3 separate regions of the Homo sapiens genome follow, and regions 1 and 3 are each linked to region 2. Evidence: chromatin contacts called from ENCODE Hi-C or POLR2A ChIA-PET data. All regions are on one chromosome and are shown on one strand. Each heading gives the region's core, a stretch centred on a gene start or an enhancer-like site at or near the end of the contact. The rest is flanking DNA. Distances are from core to core; before and after follow the strand shown. Region 1 overlaps LONP2 (lon peptidase 2, peroxisomal). Region 2 has its middle 74 kb from the start of SIAH1. Region 3 overlaps N4BP1 (NEDD4 binding protein 1).

What was found. A loop is a pair of places that touch in the nucleus more often than their neighbours do. ChIA-PET counts read pairs that join two places held with the same protein, here RNA polymerase II (POLR2A). Pooled maps may share reads with other maps.
Region 1: a loop to region 2 is called in a map of PC-9, with 4 times the contacts of the local background. The contact joins two enhancer-like sites. A Hi-C loop is called at or near these places in 7 of 168 maps with a recorded cell type or tissue (B cell, GM12878, MCF 10A and 4 more), 18 of 37 single-sample maps with no recorded cell type and 17 of 50 pooled maps. POLR2A ChIA-PET finds 5 or more read pairs at or near these places in 9 of 52 experiments (GM10248, H1, HepG2 and 6 more).
Region 3: a loop to region 2 is called in a pooled map, with 7 times the contacts of the local background. The contact joins two enhancer-like sites. A Hi-C loop is called at or near these places in 2 of 37 single-sample maps with no recorded cell type and 11 of 50 pooled maps. POLR2A ChIA-PET finds 5 or more read pairs at or near these places in 2 of 52 experiments (OCI-LY7 and activated CD8-positive, alpha-beta T cell).

Annotation. Positions count from the first base shown.
Region 1 is chr16:48,352,009-48,356,100 of GRCh38, reverse strand. LONP2 (lon peptidase 2, peroxisomal) reads right to left here. Exons shown (of 15, transcript NM_031490.5): 15 at 1-4,092. Among named protein-coding and RNA genes, the nearest start is that of SIAH1, 31 kb to the left of the region's middle. Within about 2 kb of position 2,345, at least 7 of the 41 ENCODE cell types and tissues checked have a DNase peak (open chromatin) inside an H3K27ac peak, as active enhancers do; they include gastrocnemius medialis, where a contact is called at or near this core.
Region 2 is chr16:48,457,005-48,461,579 of GRCh38, reverse strand. No RefSeq gene overlaps it. Among named protein-coding and RNA genes, the nearest start is that of SIAH1, 74 kb to the right of the region's middle. Within about 2 kb of position 3,064, at least 10 of the 41 ENCODE cell types and tissues checked have a DNase peak (open chromatin) inside an H3K27ac peak, as active enhancers do; they include gastrocnemius medialis, where a contact is called at or near this core.
Region 3 is chr16:48,556,456-48,560,719 of GRCh38, reverse strand. All of the region lies in intron 2 of N4BP1 (NEDD4 binding protein 1), which reads left to right. Among named protein-coding and RNA genes, the nearest start is that of N4BP1, 52 kb to the left of the region's middle. RefSeq lists a silencer at 3,308-3,602. Within about 2 kb of position 2,265, at least 6 of the 41 ENCODE cell types and tissues checked have a DNase peak (open chromatin) inside an H3K27ac peak, as active enhancers do.

The sequences.
Region 1 (4,092 bases), core at 1,096-3,595, 100 kb after region 2:
ATTTGCATTTGTAACCACCAAGCAAGTAAGGATCTCTGCCCCAGATGCATGGTTTGAGGTAAGGTTCACAGGGACCACTAAAGGGGCAGAGCCAAGTAAAAACATGGATGTCTCCAGTGGACAGTGTAGGATTTCTTGATAAGCAAAGCACCTAAAGCTTTTAGTTTTAATACTTGAGAAGTTTTAAAAACCCATGCATAAAACGTGGAATACCGGTAAAATACACATATCCCTAAGTCTAGTTTAAACTAAAATTTCTAGAGTTAATAATTTTCAATAAAAAAATCCAGCTTATTTTGATACAAGGGGTCTTTGGGTAACATCTTAAAAATCAATGCTAGAAAATGCTCAACATCACTAGTCATTAGGGACATAGAATCAAAATACGTCACACCCATTTGGAGGGCTATTATAAAAAACCCAGAAAATGAGTGCTGGCAAGGATGTGGAGAAACTGGAACATTTGTGCATTGCTGGAAGGAATGTCAAATGGTGCAGCTGCGGTGGAAAAGTTTGGCAGTTCTCAAAAAGTTAAACAGAATTATCCTGTTGTCTTAGTCATTTGTGTTAACCGTAACAGAATACCTGAGACTGGGTAATTTAAAAGTACGAATTTATTTCTCATAGTTGTGAAGACTGAGAAGCCCACGATCAGCGTGCTGGCAGACTGGTATCATCTATTGAGGGCCCAGTCTCAGCTTCTAGGACGGGGCCTGTTGCTGTGTCCTCATATGGTGGAAGGGAATCGAAGGGCAAAAAGGAGGTAATTGGTTCCCTTGAGCCCCTTTATAAAGGCACTAAATCCATTAATGAGGATGGAGCTCTCATGACATAATCACCTCCTAAAGCCTCACCTATCACGTTGGTGGTTGCTTCAACATACGAATTTGGTGGGGGGACATTCAGACCTTAGCATATGTGATCTAGTAGTTCTGCTCCTGGATATGTATCCCTAAAGGACCTAAGAAGGGACTTCAAGAGAGATGTGTACACCCATGTTCATAGCATTACTCATAATACCCAAGAGGGGGAAACAATCAGCAGATGAGTGGATAAACCAAATGCGGTCTATGGATATAGTGGTGTATTATTTGGCCATAAAAATTTCTGGTACTTGCTACCACATGGCTTTTTCCCAGGGAAAGTATTAGTTTTTGTTTGACAAAACACCTTGATAGGTCATGGTTCTGCAAGGCAGAGATGTGAAACAAAGAAAGCTAACTGTTGCAAATAATAAAAAGTTGGAGTTCCTTTGAGCTAAAGCTAAAGTGGCAAAGGAGGAAGAGGTTCATCCCTACCCTTCTGCACCCCATTATTTTGAAGAAAAAGAGTGGCCTGACCCTCCAGATCTTTCTTTTCTGGAGGACACTGGGCGAAAAGTAGTTGCCCCAGTGACTGTTCGAGCAGTTGATGGCTTGCTAAGTAAGAATGCTAAACACAAAAGGACAACTCTTGTTTGATCCCACTCATATGAAGGGAAATTCAGAAAGAAAGTGAAATAGTGGTTACCAGGGTCTGGGGTGAGGGTGGAATTTGGAGCTCTTTTTCAGTGGGTACAGAGTTTCAGTTTGTGGTGATAAAAAATGCATGTAAGCCGGGTGTGGTGGCTCACGCCTGTAATGCCAGCATTTTGGGAGGCCAAGGTGGCCGGATCATTTGAGGTTGGGAGTTTGAGACCAGCCTGGCCAACATGGTGAAACCCTGTCTCTACTAAAAAATACAAAAATTAGCTGGGCGTGGTGGCACACACCTGTGGTCCCAGCTACTTGGGAGGCTGAGGCATGAGAATTGCTTGAACTGGGGAGGCAGAGGTTGCAGTGAGCCGAGATCATGCCACTGCAGTGCAGCCTGGGTAACAGAGCAAGACTCCATCTCAAAAAAAAAAAAAAAAAAAAAAAAAAAAAGCGTGTAGAGTGGACATGCTTAGATCCAGTAACTGATACCCCCAAATTATATGCTTAAAAATGGTTAAAATTTTGGCTCTTCCCCACCCGCCCCACCCCTAACCCCCCACCCCCCCCAAAAAAAAAAAACCCAGGTGAAAAAGGAAGAGCTTAGACTTCAACCAACCAACCTCCCACCCCTGGAATTAAAAAAAAAACAAAACAAACCAAAAACAAAGCTAGTGCAATGGTCATACTGTTCCATGTCATACACAGCAAGGGGAGAATGCATTATTCTCTCAATGGATGCCTTTCGAAAGATATGCTTAAAGCAAGTGCCCTCCTGCTGCTACAAAGTGCAAGGCTGCCTGTGTCAGGACTAAAGGAAGAATACCGAGAACCCCAAGTTATATCCTTGTTGCCCCTGCTGGGTGGAACAGGGCAGAGCGATGTGGGTGTGGATTAGCGCCCTCTGGTTGCTGAAAGTGAATTCACAGTTTGTTCTAGTCCCCAGTTAGATGACGTTGGAAATGATAAAATTACAGTAGTTAAGATAGTCAATGGCATATTTTCAAACATCCCGATGTTCTTTCTCTCCAACTGCCATAACTAGTCCTAGGTCTGGACTTTTCCTCTCAATGCATTCAGATAAACTTTTATCAGCAGGCCTGCTATTTTATCACAGTATTTTGGCCCAATCTTTTTTTTTTTTTTTTTTTTTGAGACAGGGTCTCACTCTGTCGCCCAGGGTGCTGGAGTGCAGTGGCGTGATCTTGGCTCACTGCAGCCCCGACCTCCCTCATCCTCCCATCTCAGCCTCAAGTAGCTGGACTACAGGCGGGTGCCACCATGCCCAGCTAATTTTTGTATTTTTTGTAGAAATGGGGTTTTGCCATGTTGCCCAGGCTGGCCTTGAACTCCTGAGCTTAAGTGATCCACTCGCCTCGATTTCCTAAAGTGCTAGGGTTACAGGCGTGAGCCACCATGCCCAGCCCAGACTTCCTTCTCATCCAGGAAATTCCAAAATGTCTTTACATACATATTCTTATATTGTGTAATAAAAGATTCTGAAGTCCATTACTGGCTAGAATAATAACTAGAAATTGCTTAATATTACTATACATTGCATTTGAACTTAATCTCCACAGTAACAATTAGGTAGTATTACTTGGATTTCATGGATGAAGAAAACCAAGATACAAAAAGTTCACACAGCCAGTAAGCAGATGAGCCTGACTTCATAGTCATACATAGCCTGAATTGAGTCCCAGCAGGAGCACATGGGCATGGACATCTACCAGATTTGGGAACTGGCGTAGCCAAGCAAGAAATAGGAGACGGAATCAGGAGTTAGGATTCCATGCTTAGGACCATCCCAGATGGATGGCTGCCTCCCTCTGGGAGCTGCACTCTTCTGAGGTTGCAGGCATCCAGGGCCAGGGTGCTTCTGTGAGGTGTGCCAGCACGTGCCACTCTGCTGGATACAAGCTATCATGTTCTGAGGGCTGCTTCCCTCAGCATAAGAAGGGGCTTCTATTGGGATGTGTAGGCTTCATTGTAGGGTCCACTTGAGTCTTTTTTTTTTAGAGACAGTCTCGCTCTGTCAGCCAGGCTGGAGTGCAATGGCGCGATCCCAGCTCACTGCAACCTCCACCTCCTGGGTTCAGGCAATTCTTGTGCCTCAGCTTCCCAAGAAGCTGGGATTACAGGCACATGCTAACACGCCTGTATATTTTTTGTAGAGACAGAGTTTCGCCGTTGGCCAGGATTGTCTTGAACTCTTGGGCTCGGTGATCTGCCTACCTCGACCTCCCAAAGTGCTGGAATTACAGGTGTGAGCCATCACGCCCGGCCCACTTGAATATATATATATAGCCAAGAATAGTTGGCTATACTTTCATCTTTGCCTAGTTCTAAGTAATTGATTGGTTTCAGGATCCAATAAACTCTACAGGTAAATCCACTAAGGTAATGGTCTATACCGGTGGTTCCTGAACTTGAGTGTGCAGCAGAATTACCTGGAAGGCTTCTTAAAACACAGATTTCTGTCCCCACCTCCCAGGATTTGATTCAGGCGGCCTGCTGTGGAGCCTGAGAATGTACATTTCTAACAAGTTACCAGGTACTACAGATGCTTCTGTTCTGGAGACTGTGCTGAGAACCACTATGCTATATCTTTCCAGGGACAGTAAGGATCCCACTAAAAAGA
Region 2 (4,575 bases), core at 1,815-4,314:
ACAAAAGACCAGAGATGTATGAGTTTACTTATATGAAATATCCAGAACACGTAAATCCATAGAAACAGAATGCAGATTGGTGGTGGCCAGAGGTGGGAGGTTTGGGGGAATGGGGAGTAATTGCTGAATAGGAACAGAGTTTATTTTGGAATGACAGAAATGTTTTGGACCAGACAGAGGTAGTGACTGCACAGTGTTGTGAATAACCAAGTGCCCTAAATGTTATGCTAGGTGAATTTCACTTCAAATTTTAAAATTCTACAGCAAACATCATACTTAATGGTGAAATATTGAAAGCATTCCACTGAGTTTAGAACAATGATGACCATTGTCACCACTTCTTTTTAACATGGTAGTAGAGGTCTTAGCCAGTGAAACAATTACAAACAAGAAAAAGAGGAAGAAAAAGAAAGGAGGAGGAGGAAGAGAAGATGTACAGGGGGAGGGAGAGGATAAATAAAATGTCTGAGAATCAGTAAGTTAGCCAGGTGTGATAGCATGCCTCTGTAGTCTCAGCTACTTGGGGAGCTGAGGCAGGAGGATCTCTTGAACCTGGGAGGTCAAGGCTGCAGTGAGCCAAGATGGCGCCACTACACTCCAGCCTGGGTGACAAAGTGAGACTCTGCCTCAAAAATATTTTAAATAAATAAAATAATAAATAAATAAATAAATGAAAATAAAAATTTTAAAAAAGAATCAGTAAGGGAGAAATTAAAATTGCTATAATACACAAATGACATTATTATAGACCTGGAAAGTCTAAACAAATCTACAGATAAACTGCTACCATGACTGGGTACAGTGGCCCATGCCTGTAATCCCAGCACTTTAGGAGGCTGAGGTGGGCGAATCATTTGAGGTCAGGAGTTCAAGACCAGCCTGGCCAACATGGTGAAACCCCGTCTCTACTAAAAATACAAAAATTATCCAGGCATGGTGGTGTGTGCCTATAATCCCAGCTACTCGGGAGGCTGAGACACGAGAATGGCTTGAACCCAGGAGGCAGAGGTTGCAGTGAGCAGAGATCACACCACTGCACTCCAGCCTCGGTGACAGAGTGAGACGCTGTCTCCAAAAAAAAACCTGCTACCATTAATAAATGAATTTAACAAGTCAGTAGATACAAAGTCAAAATTTTTAAAAATTCATTGTATTTCTATCTAATTAGAAATTGAAAAAAATTAAATATCATATACAGTAGCATCAAGGACATAAATATACAGGGATGAACGAAACAAAACTGTACAGAGCCTCTACACAAAAAATTATACAACTTTATGGAGGATTATAAAAGATCGTAAAAAATGAAAGGATATAATTTCAGGATATGTTCAGGATCGAAATACTCAGTATTGGCTAGGGGCAGTGGCTCACACCTGTAATCCCAGCAGTTTGGGAAGCTGAAGCGGGTAGATCACCTGAGGCCAGGAGTTTAATACTAGTCTGGCCAACATGGTGAAACCCCATCTCTACCAAAAATACAAAAATTAGTCGGGCGTAGTGGCGGGCACCTGCAATCCCGACTACTCAGGAGGCTGAGGTAGGAGAATCGCTTGAACCCAGCAGGTAGAGGTTGCAGTGAGACAGGGTTGTACCACTGCACTCCAGCCTGGGCAACAGAATGAGACTCTGTTTCAGAAAAAAGAAAGAAAAGAAATAGTATTGTTAAGATATCACTTCTCCCTAACTTGATCTATAGATTCAAAGCAATCACAATTAAAATCCCAGCGGATTTTTGTGGTGGCAGGGGTATAGGGGAAAGGGAATGAGGGAGGTTGAAATGGACAAACCAATTCTGGAATTTATGTGAAAATACAAAGGGCCAAGAATAGTTAGGAAAGTCTTGAAAAATAAAAACAAAGTTGAAGGATTTGGACCATAGTAGTTTCTTCTTATCTGTGAGGGTTATGTTTCAAGACCCCTGGTGGATGCCTGAAATCACAGATAATAGCAAAACCTATATATACTATGGTTTTTTTTTTCTGTTATATACCTATAATAAAATTGACTTACAAATTGGTCCCATTAAGAGATTAACAACAAAAACTAATAATAAAATAGAACAATTATAACAATATATAGGAATGAAAGTTATGCGAATGTGGTCTCTCCTTCTCAAAATATATCATTGTTCTGTACCTTGAGTAACATAAACCATGGAAAGAGGAACTGTAGACAAGGGGGTACTACTGGGCAATAACTAAAATAGCCCAGTATTAATGCAAAGACAGGCAAACAGGCCAATGTGAAATAACAGAGTGTCCAGAAACAGCACACACATATACAGACAAGACAAAAAATAACACGTTAGCACAGCGGGGAAGAGGTGGGTCTTTTCTATTAGTGGTGCTGGGTCAGCTGAATAACCATATAGGAGGAAAAAGAGTGAATCTTGACTCTTATCTCATACCATACACAAAAATCAAATCCAGATAGGCGCTGAATGTGAAAGGTGAAACAATAAAGCTTTTAGAAACTGGCGTAGAAAAATATATTTATGTCCTTATTTTAGGCAAAATGTATTAAGCAGGACACGAAGAAGCACAAATCATAAAAGAAAAGTAGATAAATTGGACTATATTAAAGAGTATCTGTTTATCAAACAAACTATTAAGAGAGTAAAAAGGAAAGCTATTGGAATGGGAAAAGATTTCTTGCATCTGGGTATGGTGGCTCATGCCTATCATCCCAACACTTTCAGAGGCCAAGGCAGAGGGATCGCTTGAGCCCAGGAGTTTAAGACCAGCCTGGACAGCATAGCAAGACCCTTTCTCTACAAATAGATAAATAAATATTTTTAAAAATATTTTTGCAATACATATAACTGACAAAGATCTAATATCCAAAATGCATAAAGAACTGCAAATTCATAAGAAAAAGATTAACAACTCAACAGAAAAAAAGCAAATGTCTAGAACACAAAGGATGTTCCAGACAAATGGCCAAGAAACTTGTTTAAAAAGTGTTAATCCTCATTAGTCATCAGTGAATCACAAGTTAAAACCACAGTGAGATATCCACCCACCAGTATACTCAAAATTGACATGACACGTCACTTGCTGGCAAATATGTGGTGGAACTGAAACTCCCAAACACCATTGGTAGAAATGTAATCTGGTACAACTTTGGAAAATGGTTTGGCACTATCAAAGCCAAATGTAAGTGGCCAGGCACAGTGGCTCACGCCTGTAATCCTAGCACTTTGGGAGGCCAAGATGGGTGGATCACTTGAGGTCAGGAGTTTGAGACCAGCCTGGCTAACATGGTGAAACCCCGTCCTACTAAAAATACAAAAATTAGCTGGGCGTGGTGGCGGGTGCCTGTAGTCCCAGCTACTCTGCAGGCTGAGGCAGGAGAATCGCTTGAACCCAGGAGGCAGAGGTTGCAATGAGCCAGGATTGTGCCACTGCACTCCAGCCTGGGCGACAGAGTGAGATTCTGTCTCAAAAAAGAAAAAAAACAAAAGGCTAAATGTAAATAAACCCTTTAACCAGCTAGGTATATACCTAATAAAACTGGCACATTTACACACGAAAAGGCATGTGTGAGAATATCTACAGTGACATCGTTTTTCATAGACAAAGATGAAAACAATCCAAATAGTCATAAACAGAAAAATAGATCAACAATGTGTGTATATTCGTACAATAAAATACTATGCAGAAAGGAATATGAGGGACAGCTAGTACACCCAGCTGCATTTCATAATGTTGAGTGAAAGAAGCTAAACATAAAAGAGGCCATGCTTTATGGTTCCACTGATGTAAAGTTCAAACAAAATCAAACTCATTTCTGGTGTCGGAAGTCAGAAGAGTGGTCCCCTGAGAAGAAAAGTGGCTGAGGGTGCAAGAGACCAGCTTCTGGGCTCCCACAAATTTGTGCATCTGACTGGGCATCACATGAGGGTGCTCGCTTTGAGAAAACTCATCAAGTTATGCCTTCTCTATGTTTATGTTCAATAAATAAGCGTGGGGTTTTTTGTTGCTTGTTTTTGTTTTTGTTTTTTTTGTACAGATGGGGTCTCACTAAGTTGCCCAGGCTGCTTTTGAACCCCTGGACTCAAGCAATCCTCTCACCTTGGCCTTCCAAAGTGCTGAGATTACAGGTGTGAGCCACTGCACCCGGCCTAAATAAGCTTTTTTTTAATGAATGTAGCTTATACACACCAGTCTTTGGTAAATCTAAAAATACACTTATAGATGCACAAATAACCAAAAAAAATCTTACCTTTGTCCCTTTCTTACACAGGCTGGGGTCCTAGCCCTGCTTACAAATCTCCACCATCTTCTCAACACTGTGCTAGAGTTTTCAGCAGAAACCTCGTGCATATTTACAAAATAGTCTGTCAAACATTTCAACTCCTACAAATTCCAGAAAACCAGTTGTATAGAGTCAAAATCAAAATCCAAGTTAGGGCTCAGCCAGAAGACTCTGTTACTCAAAAATAAGATCACATACCCCGACTTGTTTTTTGAATTTTTTCATGGACTTTTCCCCTTATCATCAGCATGTTTAAATCCACCGTATCTCCTTTAACAGCTATGTAATAATCTATTTTATAACTTTACAGTATTT
Region 3 (4,264 bases), core at 1,016-3,515, 100 kb before region 2:
ATAGGGCTCTAAATGGTGTCTCAGAATCACATGTATATGGGAACTATACATACATGTTGTATATAGTTGATCTGTAGCCTTAGGGTCGGATGGTGGAGGGGAATGGGAACCAACTGGTTGGAAAGGTTTTGTCAGTCCATCTTCTGGATTCATGAACTTTACTTCACCCTGCTGAACTTAATTTCTAAGGGCAAGAGAGGATAGAAAATTATCTTTTCACGTTGCATTGCTCAGTGATATGTAGTATAGTGACTTTTAAGTCATTAAATTCTTAATATTGTGAGTACCATTATGTTCTAATCTAAATAAGAGAACACAGCTTAAAGCAAAAGGATTTTTTTTTATCTTATTATGCTGGAGTATGCCTGATCTCTAGCCAAGAGTGTGCAGTGGTAACAGGTGTGATGTATTTCTGTGGATAGAGCAATGGCAATTTCCTTTCAAAAGTAGTCACTTTGAGCTTCACTGTGGGCCTCTGCTCTTACTAAAAGTTTATAATATTTGTTTTTAGTAAAAGACATCATTTAATGAACCTGTTGTTTCTAGTTAGCCTGTCTTGGAACTCCTCTTAGTTGAAAATCCTCTGATTTGAAACCTGTACGCTTGGGTTTTTTTTCTAAGGGGCAGTTTAAGATCGTGGCTAAGGAGAGTGTGAGGGTCAAGAGCCTCCCTGCACTGTGGACCAGCTGTTTGATTTGGGGCAGGTCACTTAACTGTTCGGAGTTTCAGTTGCTGCAATCTGTTGCCTTCTGACCTGTCCTTAAGGACATCTTTACCATATCATTTCAACAACTATGTAAAGTCTGCCTTCAGTTTTCAAAACCAGTCACCCCATTGTTAAAAGAAAAACTTAGGGCAAATTACATTTAGCAGAGTTGATCTGCACGAACAATGATTTACGAATCTGGCAGCACCCTGAACCAGGAGAGGTTCAGAGAGCTTCACCCAGCAATGAGGGCTGGCAGTATTTATAGGCAGAAAAGGGAATTGCCCTGCAGAAACAGCTTGATTACCTACGGGTTGGCATTTGCCTTATCCAGGCATCCTGTGATGAGGCATTTGCCTTATGTAGAAGTGGTCTGAACAATTGGCAGCCTGTGATTGGCTGAAGCTTGGCTGCTGTGATTGGCTGAGACTCAGCCATTTTTTTTTACAAGAATACTCTTAGGTTGCCATTTGTTCACATACTAAGGTTGCAGGTCACTATGTATGGAGGCACCTTTAGGCCAAATTTAATTTAATTTAACACCATTGATTTTTGAAGAAATATTCAAGGTCTGGCATTTTAAGTAGCCGCAATTCAAGAAACAGGACACCTGGACATGGAATGAGAGAGAAGTTGCCAAATCTTAAAAATACTTTTCTGAATTGCTGAATGTTTGTGTAACTTCTTTTTTAGGAGTTCTGAAAGATCAGTAAATGCCCTGAGTTTTTAAGAATACCTATTAGGATTGAAAAATAAATGTTATTTTTGAAATATATGTTTATAGTATATTTGTAATTTTTTGTTTTGTAAATTTTTTATTAGGATTTTCAAATACATAAGATAAGATAATGAATTCCCAGGGGTTCATCACCCACCTTCAACAATTACCAGCTCGTGATCAGTCTTGTTTCATCCTAGCCCTTACTTCTTCTTTCCACCCCTATTATTTTGAAGGAAATCTCAGATATATGGTCATAAATATTTTAATATGTATTTTTTAAAATATAAGGATTCTTCTGCTTTTTATTATTTGAATGAATTATCGAAGCTGTGTTTTGCTGTCAAAAAGAAAATGTCATCATTTCAGATGTTAAAGTTTGAAGACAGGCAGCAAAAATATGCAATATGCTTATCTTCATTTCCAAATAATACTGTTTATTGTCATTTCACTTTGGTTTTTTTGGCAGCCCTGTTAGGGGAAACCCAGCAAATGATCCGCAGCTGCATAGCGATATCTAAGCAAAAATGTCACTTCAGTCACCCACACCCCAAGCCCGGAACAAGTTCTTCATTGTTACGATTTCTTGAGCCAACTCGTGACACAAAATTTAGGTCACAATTGTGAGCAATTCTCATCCTCTTTCACTTTTCTATATGTGGAAGGATTTTCCAAATAAGAAATGCAAGGTTAACGTAGAATGAGCAGCGATCCTGATGCTTTTTATAAACCTTTTGGGGTAGTTAACAGGCATATTTCTCAGCAGGGTCACTGTTGGAATTTAGAGTGGTGCTGCCTATCCGTGACAGGATGTTTTGCAAATCTAGTCCCTCCCACTTTGCTTATAATATCCTTCCCCAGTCGTTGTGACACCTCAAACACACTCCTACATATTTCCTAATGCCCTGAGTACAGTATCATCTCTTTTGAAAACCACCAATTATTACACTAAGGGAAAGCTGCAAGCTTTCTTTTTTTATTTCTTCTTTTTTTTTTTTTTTTGGAAAACTGATTGTTTTGGGAGGATTTACATTTTCTTTGGATTCACAGATGTCTCTGTTTAAAGGCAATACTTTTACAAGAGAATGTGTTACTTTAAGAAGACAGACTTGTACTTAATTTGATGTAAATTGATCTGAAAATATCAGTAATTAAGATTTACCCATATTCTAGGAAGAAACTGCGTAATGGGTATAGAGTTTTATTTTGGAGTGACAAACATTTTGGAACTAGATGTAAGTGGTGGTTGCACGGCATTGCGAACGTAGTAAATGCCATTGAATTGATTATTTTAGTCGTGTGAATTTTACCTCAATTTTTTTTGGAAGTTGGAAAAAAATCAGCCCTTATTTTAAATCAGTTGCTTCAATGTTAAGTGTGAATAAACTTTGACTAGATTCCATGAAGAAACTGATTTGTGTTTCTTCTGTTCAGTGAACTACCTCTAATACCCATAGTCCCTGACACATAGTAGGAGCTCAGTAAAAACTTGTTGATGAATTAAAGGCAAATTAGAATTTTTCTTTTTTTAAGAGGTAAAGTCTCACTATTTTGCCCAGGCTGGACTCAAACTTTTGGGCTCAGGCAATCTTTCCTAGTAGCTGAGGCTATAGGCATGCCTTACCATGCCCAGTTTAGGATTTTTTTAGTGGCTTTTTACTACCTATTTGTAACTTCATGGTTACTATTCCAGTGGCCAGTTTAGATTTTTAACTGAGGCCATATATTTAATGCAACAAATATTTGAGATTTTAAAGCCGAATCACCCATTATTATGTGTCAGGCACTGTATTTTTAAAAATGCAACCTTCACACCAATTGTGAGTCAAAAGTTATAATTTATACAACATGAAGTGGCTTAAAAATGTTTTCCAGGGTTACATGGATAGAGATTTGGGCCCATAATGTCTTTCCCCAGAGCTGCTGTATACCCTCTCTCCTCCAGCAGAAGTTAAGGTTGGAATTTTCAGGCCAACGCATCATTGGATACTTAAGTCTTGGGTTGCATAGCACTGCTGACTAAAGCTCACTGATTTGACCCAAGTAGTTGGGGAAGTACTTATTTGGTCCTTAAGCAATAGGATCTGTTGGTGTGAGCCCCACCCTAAAGCAGCCTAGGCCCACCCTTCGATGTATTTTTGTAAAGCCTTTGTTCATTTGCCTATCCAGAATGAGGTCTGCAGCCCATACCACCATGAAAACCTCCACAGTACCCTGTTTAATGCTGCCAATTTTGTATACCTTGTTCTTGCCCCCTTGTCACCATGAATGAGTCAAATGATGAGTAAGTGGAAATTGTTTGTGGTGTATGGCTAGACAGCACAGTAGTGGCCAAGAAACATTTGGGCTCTGTCAGCCTGAAACTTCAGCATGAGAGCCCCTGACATATGGGGTGATAGTTTTCCATGTAGATGGGGTTTGCCCCTTCCCTTGCCAGAATTAAGTATTTTAGCCATTTTTTTTTCCATACTAGTCTTTTCCATATTAGGGTTCCATAAAAAGAAATCGCTTTTTCCTGGGTAACTCAGAAAGGACTTTCCATTGTCCCCACACTGCCCTGTCTGGTGCTATGGCTGCCATGAGTTTTTATCAGCTGTGTGTCACCCATCTCTCCTCCACTTTGGACACTTTCTTTTAGTTGCCAGCATTCTATAATATGGCAAACAACCAGATGATATAACCTTTAACCAATTATATGGAAGCAGGCATTTAAATGTCTTGAGGGCCTGGACACCTGGCCTCCCAGACTTGATAACTGTTCATTCTGCATTTGGAACTGGGAGCCCCAGAGCTTTGGCCTTCCCATAAGTAGCAAGGTGTTATTATATATATACTTTGGG